Regions from separate parts of the Homo sapiens genome. Here all the other regions are linked to region 2. The links are chromatin contacts, found by Hi-C or POLR2A ChIA-PET in ENCODE. All regions are on one chromosome and are shown on one strand. The core of a region is the stretch at or near the end of the contact, and the rest is flanking DNA. Distances in the headings are between cores, read along the strand shown. Region 1 overlaps RNF38 (ring finger protein 38). Region 2 holds the start of RECK (reversion inducing cysteine rich protein with kazal motifs). Region 3 has its middle 71 kb from the start of GNE. Region 4 holds the start of RNF38 (ring finger protein 38). Region 5 has its middle 5.2 kb from the start of TPM2.

Region 1 (3,898 bases), core at 295-2,794, 350 kb after region 2:
AGACAAAGCTTTACTCTATAAACCAACTGCAAATTACAGAATCTCATCTCTGAATCCACCTAAAATCTTTAAGTCCTCACTTCAAGATATTCTGTGTCTTTTCGGTTTGAAACAATGTATACTTTCCATGTATTGATTTATGACTTTGTAACTCCTGCCTCCCTAAAACTGTAATTCGACTGTAGTGGGTACATTTCCTTGGGACCTCCTGAGACTGTTTCCCAGACCATGGTCACTCATATTGTCTCAGAATAAACCTCTTTAAAATGTTTTCACAGAGTTGGGTCTTTCCATTAATACCTATGCCAGTAGTTCTCAAACCTTCATGCTTCAGAAACACCAGATTGCTTGCTGGCCTCACTCCCCCGTCTCTAATTCAGAAAGTCTGGACCAGAGGTCCATGAACTGTCATCTCTACTATTATCCCAGGTGATGATGCTTGGATAATTTAGATTTTGAATTATCAGGCAGAGAAGTTCTTTCCCTCCTCTCCTTGTTGATTCTAGGCCAGTGGACCAACTTTTCAAAGTACCAAGTGTTGACAATTTAAAATTCATAAGATGTTGATTCAAATCTGGTACAAGTACTGTCTCTATTATTTAATAATATAGAACGTTGTACAGACATTACAGTATAGAACACTGCTACAGATTTAGGGATCAAGGGAGGTCAAAGAGGTCATAATGGGAGGAAGGAAGGAAAGGCAGGTTTTATGCTTAGCATTAAATCTGATAAAAATGAGTCTAGGAGTACACCTCTATTAACACCAAACCATTTTTATTACCAAAACATCAACAGAAGTGAAATGAACCTGAGGCAGGCATAAGAATGCATTCCATAATTCCAGATGAACAAGTCAGAAGTCATTAAAGGCTAAAGAAAAACAATTTTATATGTAATATATATCTTGGGTTTATATATATATCAGCAAGTCTTAGAGATAATAGGAGATGCTGAGCCAGACAAACTTTTCCCAAAACAGAAACAGGTTTCAAGTTCTACTCAGTGACTACAACATGCCTCTAATGGCAACCACTAGTGAGCCCTAAGGACTTCCTTCCCAAAGCAGCAAAGAGGCAACTTGTGTGGGGAAATGGAATTTCTCAAGAACCTGGTCCTCTTTCTAATCAGTCAGGACTACTCTTCACCTTAGATTTACAAATAAGCACAGCATGAGTTAAGAATCTTCAATTCTCCTTTAAACTCCCAGACTTTCTCTACTTGCCTTAATTACCTTTAACAAAAATGAAGTTTCTTATTCCACAATTAAGGAAAAACAGTTAAATGCAAAGGGCCCAGGAAGAGCAAACTCTCACTAAATTTTATTCATTTTAAATAAATGTGAAAACACTTAGAAATCAACACTCTATATAAGCAACTTGTTACTAAAAAATAAGACAAGATCCTTTTTTGTTTTGCAGAAGATGGATATAAGCTGGGGAAAGCAGAAAATTAAGAATTTTATATTTGGATCACACAATAGTTTACAAAATGACTTCTAACATTACCTCATTTTATTCTCCACAAGCTGAGGTTTTCATTTTTAAACTATGTCCAGATAATACGTAAAATGTGGTTTTTTGGTTGCTGAGACAGAGTCTCGCTCTGCTGCCAGGCTGGAGTGCAGTGGCGCGATCTCAGCTCACTGCAACCTCCGCCTCCTGGGTTTAGGCGATTCTCCTGCCTCAGTCTACCAAGTAGCTGGGACTACAGGCGCGCACCAGCCAATTTTTGTATTTTTAGTAGAGATGTATTTCACCATGTTGGCCAAGACAGTCTTTATTTCTTGACCTCATGATCCGCCCACTTCAGCCTCCCAAAGTGCTGGGATTATAAGCATGAGCCACCACGGCCGGCCTAAATGTGTTTCTATTAGTGAAACTGAAACTTTTTAAGGCAGTTCAGTGAACATGCTGCCCTTGAACTACATAATGTACACAGTCTCATTTCACATAGGACTTTCATTTGATGTATAATTCTTATACTCCTCAGATCACAATTTTGCAATGAAATTCTGTCTCTCAACCAGACAACTAATATATTCTCCTGAAATGTTATTTTACTTGCAGATATAGAAGAGGCTCTGAATGTTGTTTTCAAAAGTTACCATGTTGTTTTCAAAAGTTACCATAAACATGCAGAAACAAAAAAATTTTGCTCTTTGATACGTGCCAAGTTTTTTTTTTTTTAAACCGAAGCCCAAAGAAAATAACAGTTTGATATGCAGTGGCTGCTCAGAAAGGCACTCTAGTAGTATAACGTATTGCAATCACACCATGATGAATAGTAAAATACGGTATTTTCCTATCATTGGCTATAACTGCTAGTCCACCAAAACACAGGAACTATAAATAAAGTGGTTTCCTAAGTCTAAGGAGGCCTGCATGGCTAGTATTTGAGTAACAGACTAGTGATGTTATATACTATATTTTTCACAGTTCCTAATTACACAAAACATCACTGGTTCACAAAAACTAATTTAGCTTGATGCTACAATTGTAAGTATCACTATATTTCTACCAGAATACTAGATTCTACTCATGTATCTGTAACTATAATAATTTTAAGCTATAATTATAGATAAGAGACTAAAACAAAAAATCTAAAGTATAAACATGAAACCAGTGAAAATAGGAAAGATACTAAAACAACCTGAAATCAAGAGATCCTTTGAGAGATACCCCGCCTGGAGGTGTTCTGTAAACAGCTGAAGCTCAGAGGGTAGGAATATAAATTTAGGAGTGTTGATATACAGATCATCATTCATGAAGCTGCAGACATAGACAAAATTGCCCCTCAAAAGTTTATGTAATGAAAACAAGGCCCAATACGGAAACCTAAGAAACACCAACATTTAATGCTGGGTACTTGATTAGCAGGAGGGTGGAGTGTGATGGAAGCCAGGCGAAGGAGGTTTCAAGGATGCAGGATGAAGGGCTGAAAAATATCCACCAGATGTATTAGGTGAGTGCAAAAATAACTGCAGTTTATGCAGTGTTGGAATTTGCCGTTTGGTATTGGAATACGTTCTTAAATAAATGTGGTTATGTTATATATCATTTTAATGGGAATTTCTCACTTTATGTTCTTTGTTAATGACTTATTACTTGCTATTTATGTTTATTTTAGGCTAAGGAAATGATGTTAGACAAAAAGCAAATTCAAGCAATTTTCTTATTTTAGTTCAAGGTGGGTCATAAAGCAGCAGAGACAACTTGCAACATCAACAATGCATTTGGCCCAGGAACTGCTAACGAATATACAGTGCAGTGGTGGTTCAAGAAGTTCTGCAAGGGAGGCGAGAGCCTTGAAGATGAGGAGCATGGCTGGCCATCAGAAGTTGACAATGACCAATTGAGAGCAATCATCGAGCTGATCCTCTTACAACTACATGCGAAGTTGCCGAAGAACTCAACATGAATTGTTCTATGCTATGGTAGGTTGGCATTTGAAGCAAATTGGAAAAGTGAAAAAGCTCGGTTAAGTGGGTGCCTCATGAGCTAACCGAAAATTTAAAAAAAAAAAATCGTTTTGAAGTATCATCTTCTCTTATTCTACACAAGAACAAGGAACCATTTCTTGATCAGATTTTGTTATGAGAGGAAAAGTGGATTTTATACAACAACCGATAACCAGCTCAGTGGGTGGACCAAGAAGTAGCTCCAAAGCACTTCCCAAAGCCAAACTTGCACCAAAAAGAGGTCACAGTCACTGTTTGGTGGTCTGCTGCTGGTCTGATCCACTACAGCTTTTTTTTTTTTTTTTGGAGACAGTTTCGCTCTTGTCATCCAGGCTGGAGTGCAATGGCGCGATCTCGGCTCACAGTAACCTCCGCCTCCCGGATTCAAGTGATTCTCCTGCCTCAGCCTCCCGAGTAGCAGGGATTACAGGCATGTGC
Region 2 (3,389 bases), core at 231-2,730:
CCCAGAACCACTTCTGGTTTGCAGCTTCTCAATTCATGAATCACCGCGTGCTGAAGTAAACTTTAAAATTTTATTGTGCCTCAGTTTACCTTGTACACAGAAGCAACAGAGTCATCAGAGGAGATGTTTTAGATATTTTAACTTATTCATGTTTTCCTTTTGTAAACTCGAAAGAGAGGATAAATGTAAGAGCCCAAAAACATAAAAACCAACTTTAATATATGGATTTTGTTTAGAACTTGAAAAATTGTAAAAAGAAATCATGAGACAATAAGAAAAATGTAAATAATGACTGGATATTTAATAATATTAAGGAATTTTAAAAATGTTTTAAGTAATTTAGCCCCAGGTGTCTTCATGAGAATTTAAAACGGTGGTCATGCTTTTTCAAAAAAGGAGGAAAAAGGGTTTAATTCAGGAACACACAGAGAAAAAAAGAGACAATGAATTAGCTTTGCTAGCCAGTGGCTTAAACATTCTCCACGTAGCTGCTGGGCTGATGGGTGGGGTGGGACCCACTTCCAACTTGTCTCTTGGACAAAGTCTATACTTCTCAGCCGGATATTCAAGGCTTTCCACATCTAGGTATACAAGCGTTCTCCTATCCTCTTTTCCTATCAGGAATAGGTGCTTAATAGTAACATCAAGGCCAGGCACAGTGGCTCACGCCTGCAATCCCCGTACTTTGGGAGGAGGAGGCTGGGGGATTGCTTGAGGCGAGGAGTTCGAGACCAGCTTGAGAAATATGGTGAAACCCCTTCTCTGCAAAAAAAATATAAAAATTAGCCAGGCGTGGTCACCTGCGCCCGTGGTCCCAGCTATTCAGGAGGCTGAGGTGGGAGGATCGCTTGAGCCCGGGAGGCGGAGGTTGCAGTGAGCCGAGATCGCGCCACTGCACCCCAGCTTGGGCGACAGAGCGACTCTTGCCTAAATAAATAAATAAATAATTTTTAAAGTACAACAAAGACACATTGAGGCTATAGTGCCAAAGAGCTCTAGTGATGAACCCTTGTCAGGGGGCCGTGTCTGCGGGAGGCCGAAGGATCCCGGGTGACATGCTTTCTTTGGGTGCGAGGCAGCGTCTCGGCAGAAAGAATATTGCGAGTATTACTGAGGGTACATGAAGGAGAGAAGCCCCTTTGGTTCGGCCTTGGACTAAGCCCTTGTTCTCAGGTGAACTTGCAGTGTGATCTTGAGTAAGGTCAGTCTCCTCTCTCACCTCAGTGGCCCGAAACCTCAGGAGGTGGCAGAGGTTTTCTAATGACTCTCCCAGCTCTGACATCCTCTGACTTCACTCTGGGAGAACGTGGGCTGGTGGACTCCTGGCAGAAGCCGACACACAGTTGGGCCATAACAAAGAGCCCTGGTACGGGGCACGTTCCCGCCCCCGGGAGGTTTTGGAAACACTGTGAGGCAGGGGGCGGGGCTTGAGCGGGCCGCAGCCAGTCACCAAAGGGCCGGGCGCTGGGGGCGGGGCCTCGCGCGAGCGGCGGCGGTAGCGGCGGCAGCGGCTGCGGCCAAGCTGGGTCCGAGCATCCCGCGGCTCTGGAGCCGCCCGGCCCGGACATGGCGACCGTCCGGGCCTCTCTGCGAGGTGCGCTGCTCCTTCTGCTGGCCGTGGCGGGGGTCGCGGAGGTGGCAGGGGGCCTGGCTCCGGGCAGTGCGGGTGAGTAACCTCCAGAGCAACGGTTCGAAGCTGTCGGGAGCGGCCGCCACAGCGCTCCAAGATGGCGCGGGGCAGGGGGCGGGGGTGCGCGCGACCCCCAGACCCTGCCCACGTCCGGCGACCCCGGGACCCCAGGTCTCAGCGCTCCAGAGGCTGGTGCCGAGGCGGGGCGAGTGAGGAACTCTCTCCGCCCCAAGATCTTCTGGGCGGTGACTCGGGTTTGAGGCCTTGGTCTGTCACCCACCGACACGGGCCCCCTCTTCGGCACTGACCCCTTCGCTTGCCTCTGCTGCTTGTCAGAAAAGGGTGCGATGCCCCCGCCCAGGATCGTCGCGAGGTTTAGATGGGATTTCGGATACGCAGCCGCCCTACCGCGGCCCTAGTTAGTTATTGTTACTTGTTACTTGACCCGCACTTGGTTCATAACGACCTTGGTGGCGGTGAGCACTGACGGTCCCCACAGCCCGCGTGGTGGGTCCTGGACTCGGGCAGGAGACATTAAAAATCAGTAAACCCTGTCCCCCGGGGGCTGGCAGGCTTGAGGAGAGAAATTCTTGCTCTACAAGAACTAAACCAAGGATGGATAGGAAACTGTTAAGTGCTTATTGATTGCTTCCCGCTTGCTGGCCTTTTGAGTGCACGCCGACTCCTTCCGTCCAAAAGCTCTCTCGGTAGGAGATGGGGTACAGCAGGAGATTGAAGTAACTCGAATTCAAGGCAGAAATGTCCAGAGGAAATGAAGGGCCATGTATGAGTGCACAGAGGGAGAGAGGACATCGACCTAGGATGAGTGGAAAGTGGAGTGATTCCCCCTAGCTGTACTAGACATTGAAAGATGGCTAGGACGTGTGCATGCAAAAGTGGTGAAGTGCATTGCTTACAGGGAGACAGGCAGAGACACCTTAAAAAAAAAAAAAAAAAAAGCAAAGTCAGCCGGGTGCGGTAGGCTCTCCCCTGTAATCCCAGCACTTTGGGAGGTGGAGGCGGGCGGATCCCTTGAGCCCAGGAGTTCGAGGCCATCCTGCTTAACATAGTGAAACCCCGTTTCTACTAAAAATACAAAAATTAGCCGGGCATGGTGGTGTATGCCTGTTGTTCCAGCTACCCGCGAGGCTGAGATACGAGGATTGCTCGAGCCCCGGGAAGTTGAGGCTGCAGTGATATGCCACTGCCCTCGGAAGTGAGACCCTGTCTCAAAAAAAAATCAAAGTCAGTTCCAACAGGGGTATTAACTATAGCTAGGTTTCAAATTTAGCTGTAAACTATCCCAAAGAATAAAAGAGAAAATGCTGTGTATTCTTGGCTAAATCAGATTACTTTCCTGGGCCCCATTTTTCTCCCTGTTAAATTAAAAGAGATTGAACTGAAACACTTACAAAATTATGAAATACTAGTTGTCCATTCTCCTCCCACAACCAGTCAGTTCTGCAGGAGGTAGTACAGTGGAGTGGTTAAGAACATTGAGCAAATTACTTAGCTTTAATCTTTTTGTGCTCAAATAGCCACATTTATTATAAATGGTACCTCACAGATTTTATTATGAGAATCGAGGTAATACATGTCCAGCATTTAGCGTAGTAAGCAGTGAAATATTAGCTATTAAGTATGTTCGGGAAATACTGCAGATGGTACCCTGTCTTATAAATTCACAAAACACATTAGATTCACAATAAAGGGTCCAAGGATTCCTGTGGTAAAACAAACAAACAAACAACAAAAAAAA
Region 3 (3,698 bases), core at 607-3,106, 290 kb after region 2:
GGGCAAGGGAGTCCTGGCAGCCAAGGCTGGAGCCATCATCAGGAGCAGGTTAAGAAGGCTCTTGTTGCGAAGGGGAGCATCTAATAAGATTGGACTTTGTCCTGTGGCAGGGGAGAGCCATTTAAGGGTTTGGAGCTATGGGTGGGAGTCGGGGGTAAAGGGGCCACGATCAGGTTGTATTTGAGTGATTCCCTCTGGAGGCTGTGCAGAGGTCTGAATATGAAAGTGAGGGGTACAAAGCAGGAAGCGAGATCGTGGAAAGGCAGGAGATGATGGGGCCTGAACTAGGGCTGTGGAGGAAAGGGAGAGGAAAGGACCGTTCACTAGGCGTTGGGGAGGCAGAAGATGAAAGAGTCAAGGATGACCCTCCTGTTTCTGGCTAGGGTATCCGGTGAATGGTAGGCCAGCAATGGAGCCAGGCAGTACAGGAGAAGAAATGTGTTTGCGGGGAAGTTTGAAGAGTCCATATTTGGATATGTTGAGTTTGAGTGCCTACAGCTGGGGTGTCCAATCTTTTGGCTTTTCTGGGCCGCACATAAAACTCTATCACTAATGATAGCTGATGAGCTGAAAAAAAATTGCCAAAAAATCTCATGTTTTAAGAAAGATAAGGAATTTGTGTTGGGCCACATTCAAAGCTGTCCCGGGCTGCATGTGGGCCCGCGGGCCATGGGTTGGACAACTTGGCCTACAGGATATTCAGGAGGATAACTTCAGGAGGAGATGTTTAGCAGGAAACACAAGGAGAAGTGGGACTGGAGATAGGAATCTCTGTGTTAGGGGAACTGTAAAAAGGTTGCTGATGCAAGTAGGAGAGGATGCACTAGCTCCAGGAAGAGTGCGCAGAATGGGAAAATGGTGAGGGTCATATCCTGGTGAGCCCTGATGGGAACGGGTGGGCCAGAGAAAAAGAAACTCAGGAGAAAGAACTCAGAGAGCAACACTGAGGATTTAGTGAGAGGAGTATCACATGACAGCCAAAGGGCGAGTCATGGGAGCCGCAGCAGCCTTCCTCTGGCCTGTCCCTGCCAGGCCTCCACACCTCGATATGCAGAGAGTCTCACACCACAGAGCAGTCCAGCAGCACAAAGACTGGAACGTGTTTATTAGACCTGACATTTAGGAAGCCACTGGCAAACCTGTGGTTGGGAGAGGCAGGCCTCGGCCGACATGGTAGCTCCAGTCTCAACCGTACCTATGGCACTGTGGAAGGAGCATGGGAGTGGAATTCATATGCAGCAATCAGTCTTGTTCAGCACAGAGGAGGCTTGATTTTAAAGCTAAACAAATTTGCATTTTGGAATGCAACCAAAGCTAGGCACGGTGCCTCACGCCTGTAATCCCAGCACTTTGGGAGGCTGAGGCGGGCGGATCACTTGAGGTCAGGAGTTCGAGACCAGCCTGTCCAACATGGTGAAACCCTGTCTCTACTAAAAATACAAAAATTAGCCGGGTGTCATAGTGGGTGCCTGTAATCCCAGCTACTCGGGAGGCTGAGGCAGGAGAATCACTTGAACCCGGGAGGTGGAGTTTGCAGTGAGCTGAGATCATACCACTGCACTCCAGCCTGGGCGACAGAATGAGACTCTGTCTCAAAAGAAAAAAAAAGAATACAACCAGAAAAAAAAAATCCGTTATTAAATATTCAAAAACCACATAAACTTTTAGAAGCCCCACTCTGCAGGGAATAAACACAACATTGCTCAAGAAGGAATGAGGTTGTAAGCTGTAGCGATCCTGGACTATTCTGGCAGGCAGATTTCTAATGTATGCTTTCCACGAATAAAAGCAATATGAAAGCACATTAACTGTTTATAACCGTGTCAGTCCTGACCTGTGCATTAAGAAGCTTGTACTGTATTTGGAACTTGGTTTTGAACAACAGCGCCTCCTGGTGTAAATGTCATGCATAAATACTTTACTAGCATAGTGGCAATATTCTAATAGAAATATTGCTGCTCTGATACTTTTTTACTTAAAAAGCAAGTTAAAAACATGTTTTGGGATGAGGAAAGTGATATGGAGGACTTGTTTAGGTTTTATGTAGTACAGCATTAGGGATATTGATAAAGCTGTCATTTAAGATGATAAAAATTCATCTGCCCTTGCATTGTACAGCTGTACTTCTATAAAGTGTCACAGAGTGGGGTCTACCACTTATTTTTTTAATGAAATTTATAGCCGGGTGCGGTGGCTCATGCCTGTAATCTCAGCACTTTGGGAGTCCGAGGCGGGCAGATCACCTGAGGAATTCGAAACCAGCCTGACCAACCAACATGGAGAAACCCTGTCTCTACTAAAAATACAAAAAAAAATTAGCCGGGCATGGTGGCGCATGCCTGTAGTTCCAGCTACTTGGGAGGCTGAGGCAGGAGAATCACTTGAACCTGGAAGGCGGACACTGCAGTGAGTCGAGATCGCGCCACTGCACTTCAGCCTGGGCAACAAGAGCAAAACTCAAAAAAAAAAGTTTATAAAATGATACAGAAGATTGAACAATGAATTTCTCAAATTGAACCATTTGTGTAACCAAGCACGTAGATCAACAAATAAAAAATGACTGACAGCCCAGATGCCTCCTCATGCCCTGAACTCCTGTAGGTCACGACTGCCTGGCTAGGGTAATCACGGTCACGTCTTCTCACATCACAGATCAATTCTGCTTGTTGATATTTCTATGACTGGAACAATTTGTAAGAATATTCTCACAAGTATATTGAATAAGACACAAGAGTGTGTTCTTTTGGATCTTATTCAATACATTAGCAACATTTACCCATGTTGCTTGGTGTAGTTGGTTTTCTCTTTGCTGTATAAAAACCATTGTAAAGCTCAACCATAATTTATCATCAGTCCTATGGTCGATAAACATTTGGATTGTTTCCAGGGTTGGGCTTTTATAGCCTGCTATGAACATTATTGTACATGCCTTTTGGTGCCCATATGCATGCATTTTATTAGGAATATACCTAGAAGAAGAATGACTGGGTTATAGCGCATGAACTTTAGTAGACAATGCCAACCAGTTGTCTAAATTGGTTGTTCCAATTTATATTACCATCAACAGCAGATGAGAATTTCAGTTTGCTTCACATCCTCACCAACATATGGTATTGTTAATCTTTCTAATTATAGATATTTTCTGGTGGGTATATGTCATCGTACTTTTTAAAAGCAGCTTTATTAAGACACAGTTCAATTATAGATAATTGCACCATACAATTGATCCACTTACTGTGTACAATTCAGTGGCTTCCAGTATACTTGGAGTTGTCATCCATCACCATAATCAATTTTAGAACATTTTCATTACCCCCCAAATAAACTTTATAGCCTTTCATTATCACCCTCAACTCCACCATCCCCTCAGCTCTAGTCTACCACTGATCTATTAATACTTTCTCTGTAGAGTTGCCAATTCTTAACATTTCATATAAACAGAATCATACAGGCCAGGCACGGTGGCTCACGCCTGTAATCCCAGCACTTTGGGAGGCCGAGGCTAGCAGATCACAAGGTCAGGAGATCGAGACCATCCTGGCTAACACGGTGAAACCCTGTCTCTACTAAAAATACAAAAAATTAGCTGGGTGTGGTGGCGACGCCTGTAATCCCAGCTACTAGGGAGGCTGAGGCAGGAGAGTGGCGTGAACCCGGGAGGCGGAGCTTGCAGTGAGCAGAGATCGCGCCACTGCACT
Region 4 (3,583 bases), core at 349-2,848, 360 kb after region 2:
GTAAAATGGAAGTGAAAACTGTCTGACATGTTTTCTTAGCAGGAAAACCAAAACAAACACAACGCAACAATCAAGACTAATTAAGAACTACCTTTCCAGCAAGATGAATTACAAAATGGTGGTGGCCTAAACCAAACTAGAGGTAGTACAGAGAAATAGGTGGAATAAACTAGAAGACATAATCTTGACCAATAATCTTTCCATACTGAGCAAGTACCTAATCATTTCAGAAACTTTTATCATAAGAATTTCTCACCCACACTTTCCACTCACAGCCTCAAAAAAAGAAAGTGAGCACAAACAGAAACAGCCTAGGAATGTAACATGAATTAAAAGCCTCATCCAATGCTGTTGGCAGAGAGACAACAGATCTACACTCTACATTATGATGCTAACAGTCAGTTATGTCTGACTATGCCATCTTGTTTACTCTTCATCAAAAATTAGGTTATTTTAGTAGAGAAAATTCTCCTCAATATTCACCCAGAGTAATACTTGACAATTTAACTATAAAAACAAGATGGGCATATAAAGCCCAACAAGTATGGAAATACGAACTACCTTCTAGAATCACAGACGAAGTCAGAGGTGGAAAACCCACAGATTATTTAAGTCCAACTTTTTTTATATTTTACAGATGAGAGCCTGAGGCCCACATGACGAGTCTGTGGCAGAACTTATTCAACTATAGGCGCTAAGGCCTTCAAATCTCTTAGAAATAAGTCTTACAGAAATATCATAAAAATCAACTTAAAATTGAATGAACAATGTATGATTAGCAGGTTTGCAAAAGGTGAAATATACCATATTATAAATATATATAATATATTATATAATACCATATTATAAATAAATATATTATAAATATATATTTATAAACCCCAGAGAAAGGAGTATCTGAAGTGACACAATTCCCAGGTAAACTTCCAGTCAGAAATTTCATCTTTTTATTCCAAGTGTGTCCCAGCTTCCCACACCTGATCTGACATCTATATGTATGTGGTTTCGTATTATCTCTACAAAAGTTCTATTTCTTCCATTAGACGGTGTTCCCTGAAGATAGGAACAATTTTACTTCGATTCCAACTGTCCCTATAAAAGGGAATTTTTTTTAAAGCCTACATACAAGGTTTGTTTGCTATTGAAAAAAATTTACGGTAAATTTTCAAGTATAACAACACTCGCAATCAAGGCCAAACAGAATACAGCAGACTTGCAACTCTAAGGTAACAACTGTATTATGAGCTTTGTATACATTTAAGTTTTCATACGTTAAGTCCACCGCTTAAGAAAAAAGAAATGGCAATTCATATAATGGTGGCAATAATTACATGTGTGTGTTTCTACTTACGGTAGAATTAGCATACCCAACTTTTACTGAATAATAGCATATATCATTTTTGCAACACAAAGAAAAATACTTTACCTTACAAGCCATACAGACGTAAACAAAAACTTTATTTCTTTTTGGACCTCAATAACCTGAAACACTCCCGTTTCAAAAACCAACCTCTCTCACGCTTCAACCCTGAAAGGAAGAACTTGCATCCCCTGAGAACAAAACGCAGCCTATCCAGAAACCCACGGAAGCAGAAGGACGCCAGAGAGGACCCTTTCGACCGGGTTCCGCGTTCTCCTGGGTGACATCATTTCACCTGCGTCTCGGCAAAAAGGGAGGGAGCGAGAGAGCGAGGCCATCTGCCGGGCAGCGGGCCGGCGGCTCCGCGAGCTGAGACCGCGCCTCCTCGCCACCGCGGGAACAAAGAGCGCCGGGCGGCCGAGGCAAACCTTAGCCCAAGACTCGGGCGCGGCCCCGCAGGCTCTCAACGGCCCGCAGCCCGTCCCGCCCTCGCGCTGCAGCCAACGGCCGCGGCGGCCAGTACCTGCGAGGGGAGGCTCCGCCCTGCCGGGCAGCTCCCGCGGATCCTCGCTGGGCCGCCGCCTCCTATTGTGACTGCTCGCCCAGCCCGCGGCCAGCTCGCCAGATCCGCCGTCCGCGGGCCTCCTCACCCCCGGAACCCCGGCTCCAACTTAGGCACTGTCACTGCGCTTCCTTCCTCCCGGCACCATCACACGGGCCGCGCCAGGAAACGACGGCTGCACGCCCAGAGATGACAGAGTCGCCTAACGCCTCGGAGGCTCCATCCTCTCCGCCCCCACGCCCCAACCGACCGGGCCTCGGCCCCGTCCCGCAACACCGCACTAGGGGCCCGGCCCGGCCACGCCCCTCCCCGCCCCGCCGCGCCCCGCCGCACCCCGCCTCACCCCGCCTCGGCGATCACAGACCCGGGCTCCCTATGCGCCGGCGCACTGGCCTCCGCTGCGCGCGCAGGCGACTCCCCTCGCCGCTAGGCCGCGACACGCGCGGTCCTCCCACTTCTTGGGTCCGGGTCGCCCGTCCCACCCCGTCCCCTCGCCAGCACAAACCTAGCGAGCCCAGCGCGCCAGACCACCGGAGCGCTCCTCCCTTTTCCCCCAGGCTCCGCACCGCGCGCCGAACCCCCTTTGTTTCCACCCCGAGGGGGAAGGGGGCGGGGCGGGGCGGGGCGGGGCTGCGCGCGGCCCGGCGCACGACTCGGACCAGTTCCGGCAACAGAGCTCCGCGCGCAGCACCACTGCGCAGCCCCGCCCCAGCCCGCCCCCCGCTGCCCTGCGGACCGCAGGGCCCTGTTCCAATTCCTATAGATTTTCTCTTAGTAAATTGTTGCTACTGTTCCGTGCCTCCTACCTACAAAACTCCGCAATCAAACAGTAACTGACCTCACGTAGTTCTTACAGCATAAATGCATTCACGTGGCCCGAAAAGTAAGAATTTTTATTGCAGTACACAAAGGTGTCTCTCAATGCAGCAAGCCAACAGGTTCGAACCCAACTTGTCCGAGGCTTCCTTAAGTGTGACAGTTGCTCAGATGTCGCTTGGGGAGGGGAAATAAGAACAAAGATTGAAGCCGGCTTGGCTCCTGTCCTGATAATCACGATACAAGAGAGAAAATAAAAATTTCCACAAAAGCACAATCCATACAAGGAAAAAATAGTAAAGTGGTATCAGACTTAAGGAGAGAGGGCAGTCAAGAGGACATCATGGAAGGGGTGGACTTTTTAAAGCAGAAATTAGATGTTTCCCGCAAGGATGGTGATCATATTTTAGGGTGGTAGAGTAAAATTATTAAGGACCAGTCAACAGAAAACTCGGGTTTTCAAGTTCTAGTTCTTTTGGCATTACTTAAACCAGTCTCTCTTTCCCTCTCTGGGCCTCAGCTGCAACCAGTAGAAAATGGGGGAAATCAGAGTAAATGTTGTTTCAGGACCTTCTGGACCTTGGACATTCTCTTTATGAACAACACTATATGGTAATTATTTATGTACACTTGTCTCCCATATCAGACTGAGCACCCAGACTCTGTTGGGACTGTGTAAACTAAACCCAAGGCCCAAGTCTAGTGCCAGAAACACAAGAGAAGGTGTTTAGCAACTGCTGAATCAAAGTTCCAGCAATAACATCATAGGTTTTGGAATTCCAGGACAAACAAAGAGAAGCTGGAAAGAGGTATTAGGTCCCTATGAACATATCCACCCCAAACCC
Region 5 (3,562 bases), core at 503-3,002, 340 kb before region 2:
TCGCTCTGTTGCCCAGGCTGGAGTGCAGTGGCACAATCTCGGCTCACTGCAACCTCCGCCTCCCAGGTTCACGCCATTCTCCTGCCTCAGCCTCCCAAGTAGCTGGAACTATAGGCGCCCGCCACCATGCCCAGATAACTTTTTATATTTTTAGTAGAGACGGGGTTTCACTGTGTTAGCTAGGCTGGTCTTGAACTCCTGAACTCAGATAATCTGCCTGCCTTGGCCTCCCAAAGTGCTGGGATTACAGGCGTGAGCCACCATGCCGGGCCTGGCATATTTATGTTTTTTTGAGACAAGGTCTGGCTCTGTCACCCAGGCTGTAGTGCAGAGACACAATCACGGCTTGGCTCACTGCAGCCTTGACCTTCTGGGCTCAAGTGCTCTCTCCGCCTCAGTCTCCTCCAGTAGCTGGGACTACACATGTGCACCATCATACCCGGCCCTTTTTTTTTTTTTTTTAAATAGAGATGGTGTGCCACTATGTTGCCTAGGTTGGTCTCAAACTCCTAGGCTCAAGCTACCCTCCTGCCTCAGCCTCCCAAAGTGCTGGAATTACAGGCCTGAGCCACTGTGCCTGGCCGATAATTGGCAGTTTCTTAAGGGGCAGTTGCAATGTAGAATGTGAAACCATATCAGTGACCTTTTTGTACTGTTAAACTAAAATCCGTTGTTTTGGCCAAGTGTGGTGGCTCACGCCTGTAATCCCAGCACTTTGTGACGCCAAGGTGGGTGGATCACCTGAGGTCAGGAGTTCGAGACCAGCCTGGCCAACATGGTGAAACCCTCCCGTCTCTACTAAAACTACAAAAATTAGTCAGGTGTGGTGGTGGCACACGCCTGTAATCCCAGCCACTCGGGAGGCTGAGGCAGGGGAATCACTTGAACCTGCGAGGCGAAGGTTGCAGTTAGCCGAGATTGCACCACTGCACTCCAGCTTGGGTGACAGAGCAAGACTCTGTCTCAAAAAAAAAAAAAAAATCCGTTTTTCTGAACTGCACCTGATTGGATCTTTTACCCATGCATAATTTTGTAACACCGTGCATTCGTCATATGGAAAATAATTGATTCACTGAGCTATGCAAATCTTCCAAATATTAATGTTTCATTATACATTATTTTAAAAATCACAATAGGTTTCAGGCCAGGTGCGGTGGCTCATACCTGTAATCCCAGCACTTTGGGAGGCCGAGGTGGGTGGATTGCCTGAGCTCAGGAGTTCGAGACCAGCCTGGGCAACATGGCAAAACCCTGTCTCTACTAAAAATACAAAAAGTTAGCTGGGTGTGGTGGCGGGCGCCTGTAGTCCCAGCTACTCAGGAGGCTGAGGCAGGAGAATTGCTTGAACCTGGGAGGTGGAAGTTGCAGTGAGCTGAGATTGCACCACTGCATTCCAGCCTGGGGAACAGAGCGAGACTCTGTCTCAAAAATAAATAAATAAATAAATAAATAAATTTTAAAAAAATCACAATAGGTTTCAACAGTAAAGTCTTTGTTTTTCTTCATAGTATTATACTGGAGAACAGTAAAGTCTTTAAGTTTTAAATTTTGGGAAGCTGTGAAGCTCATGTAGCAAATACAAGTGTTCCAAAATTCGATTTTTCACTTGAAAGCTTGAATTATATCATTGGCAACAAACACTGTCAGATTTTTCCCTGAAGTGACAGACTCACTTTGTTCCTTTTTAGAAAAGTTCTGCCAGCTACCTAAATCTGATAACCACAGTTTGTCGGCCATTCTTTTGAGTAAACGTGGCATTCCATAAAAGAGCAGCTAGTTCAGCTCACAACTCAAAGAATGGCCTAAGTTATTTCCTCCAGAAAACCATCATACTTTGGTATGCAAAATGTCTTATGCATACTTCCCACTTTATCAGACAGAATGTTGAAAAGCCTTTTCCTTAAGGATTAAGGTTTAATTAAATTAATACATTTAGGCTGGGCGTGGTGGCTCACGCCTGTAATCCCAGCACTTTGGGAGCCTGAGGCAGGCAGATCATGAGGTCAGGAGTTCAAGACCAGTCTGGCCAACATGGTGAAACCCTGTCTCTACTAAAAATACAAAAATTAGCTGGGCATGATGGCATGTGCCTGTAATCCCAGCTTCTCGGGAGGCTGAGGCAGGAGAATTGCTTGAACCGGGACACAGGAGGTGGAGGTTGCAGTGAGCCGAGATCACGCCACTACACTCCAGCCTGGGCTACAGACCGAGACTCCGTCTCAAAAAAAAAAAAAAATTTTTTTTTTTTACTTCATCAAGGACATTTTTTTTGAGTCTTGCTCTGTTGCCCAGGCTGGAGTGCAGTGGCGTGATCTTGGCTCACTGCAACCTCCGCATCACAGGTTCAAGCAATTCTGGTGCCTCAGCCTCCCAAGTAGCTGGGAATTACAGGTGTGCACCACCATCCCCAGCTAAGGAAAATAATGTCTTGGTATTTTTATGAAAATAATTTTGACCTATGGACCCCTGAAAAGGTCTTAGGGAACCCTAGGGGTCTGAGGACCACATTTGAAGAGCTGCTGGTTTAATAGGTTTTAAAGCCTCTCCCCAGATGGCTCCCAAGGTATCACTAGTGAGAAGTATGTGATTGGTCCCAGTTCCTGAGGACATGACAAGGAAATGGTAACAGGAGTAAGCAGCTGTCCTGGGCTCCTAGCTGGAGTTCAAAGTCTAGACTGCCACTTGTCGGGGAGGTTATAGAAGGGATTTGATCTCCAAGGTCCTCAACTGATACTATGACATTGAATCTGGGATTAGGGAGCCCCCACAGTATGTACTGGAGTTGCCAGTCCTCTGCGTCAGAGAAGTGATAATACATCTCAATTTTCCAGTGCTTAGCACAAGCATGGCTTAGTAAATATTGAATGAATGAATCACAGGTGATAGGAGTGATGGTAGGAGGTTGGCACCATCCCTAATGGGCTGTCCTAGAGTTCCATCTACTTTCTTAGAGAAGGGCTCTCACTCCGTCACCCAGGCTGGTGCACAGTGGCACCATCATAGCTCACTGCAGCCTTGAACTCCTGGTCTCAAGCAGTCCTCCTGCCTCAGCCTTTTAAGTAGCTGGGATTAGAGGCTCGAACCACCGTTACCAGCTACATTCCATCTACTTCAAGCTTTCCCTAATGTGGTGGGAGTAGAAGGTGTTAGTAGCAGATGGGTGGCGTTTGTGTTCTACTTGAGGAAATAATGTACTGGGCGGTAGGGCTGACTAAAGAATCACGCATGAAAATAGTTGCCAACCTAAGACGACTGTCAGAGAGTCCATGCATTATGGACAGAGTGGCTGGATGGGGACGTGGAAGCACACAGCATCCACCTCTCTGACTGCCTCTTTCCACTGACCCACCAGATAAGCAGGGTGGCTGGAACAGGGCTGCTAGCACCTTCCTGGCCACTAGGGGAGCTCTGCCCCCTCTAACAATAAATTCTCACACCTGGGTCAAGCTCTTCACTTTTAGCGCTACCCTAGGCAGGAGTGTCCCAACCCAATCAAGAGCGGTGCCTACCCGAGGCAGCCTCAAGTTGGGATTTTTCTGCTTGCTAATGGCTTCAATCAGTT

Evidence for each region. Hi-C counts contacts between places; a loop is a spot of excess contacts on that map. ChIA-PET counts read pairs that join two places held with the same protein, here RNA polymerase II (POLR2A). Pooled maps may share reads with other maps.
Region 1: a loop to region 2 is called in a pooled map, with 3 times the contacts of the local background. The contact joins the enhancer-like site here to the promoter of RECK in region 2. A Hi-C loop is called at or near these places in 1 of 168 maps with a recorded cell type or tissue (gastrocnemius medialis) and 1 of 50 pooled maps. POLR2A ChIA-PET finds 5 or more read pairs at or near these places in 4 of 52 experiments (BJ, H1, Panc1 and 1 more).
Region 3: a loop to region 2 is called in a map of head of caudate nucleus, with 3 times the contacts of the local background. The contact joins the enhancer-like site here to the promoter of RECK in region 2. A Hi-C loop is called at or near these places in 1 of 168 maps with a recorded cell type or tissue (head of caudate nucleus) and 7 of 50 pooled maps. POLR2A ChIA-PET finds 5 or more read pairs at or near these places in 2 of 52 experiments (Panc1 and WTC11).
Region 4: a map of gastrocnemius medialis shows a loop between it and region 2 (4-fold over the local background). The contact joins the promoter of RNF38 here to the promoter of RECK in region 2. A Hi-C loop is called at or near these places in 1 of 168 maps with a recorded cell type or tissue (gastrocnemius medialis) and 6 of 50 pooled maps. POLR2A ChIA-PET finds 5 or more read pairs at or near these places in 2 of 52 experiments (BJ and Panc1).
Region 5: POLR2A ChIA-PET joins it to region 2 with 16 read pairs in activated T-cell. The contact joins the enhancer-like site here to the promoter of RECK in region 2. POLR2A ChIA-PET finds 5 or more read pairs at or near these places in 3 of 52 experiments (AG04450, HEK293 and activated T-cell).

The regions. Positions count from the first base shown.
Region 1 is chr9:36,381,632-36,385,529 of GRCh38, forward strand. The region is part of intron 2 of RNF38 (ring finger protein 38); the gene reads right to left. Among named protein-coding and RNA genes, the nearest start is that of RNF38, 17 kb to the right of the region's middle. Within about 2 kb of position 1,545, at least 3 of the 41 ENCODE cell types and tissues checked have a DNase peak (open chromatin) inside an H3K27ac peak, as active enhancers do.
Region 2 is chr9:36,035,433-36,038,821 of GRCh38, forward strand. It overlaps RECK (reversion inducing cysteine rich protein with kazal motifs), which reads left to right and starts at 1,481. Exons shown (of 21, transcript NM_021111.3): 1 at 1,481-1,666. The coding sequence starts at 1,567. RefSeq lists silencers at 1,401-1,600, 1,611-1,760.
Region 3 is chr9:36,327,120-36,330,817 of GRCh38, forward strand. No RefSeq gene overlaps it. Among named protein-coding and RNA genes, the nearest start is that of GNE, 71 kb to the left of the region's middle. Within about 2 kb of position 1,857, at least 2 of the 41 ENCODE cell types and tissues checked have a DNase peak (open chromatin) inside an H3K27ac peak, as active enhancers do; they include Panc1, where a contact is called at or near this core.
Region 4 is chr9:36,398,671-36,402,253 of GRCh38, forward strand. It overlaps RNF38 (ring finger protein 38), which reads right to left and starts at 1,599. Exons shown (of 12, transcript NM_022781.5): 1 at 1,427-1,599. The coding sequence starts at 1,438. LOC124902152 (a long non-coding RNA gene) reads right to left here. Exons shown (of 2, transcript XR_007061475.1): 1 at 3,224-3,583; 2 at 2,795-2,915. RefSeq lists an enhancer at 1,559-1,628 and silencers at 1,839-2,168, 2,199-2,658.
Region 5 is chr9:35,693,344-35,696,905 of GRCh38, forward strand. No RefSeq gene overlaps it. Among named protein-coding and RNA genes, the nearest start is that of TPM2, 5.2 kb to the left of the region's middle. Within about 2 kb of position 1,753, at least 20 of the 41 ENCODE cell types and tissues checked have a DNase peak (open chromatin) inside an H3K27ac peak, as active enhancers do.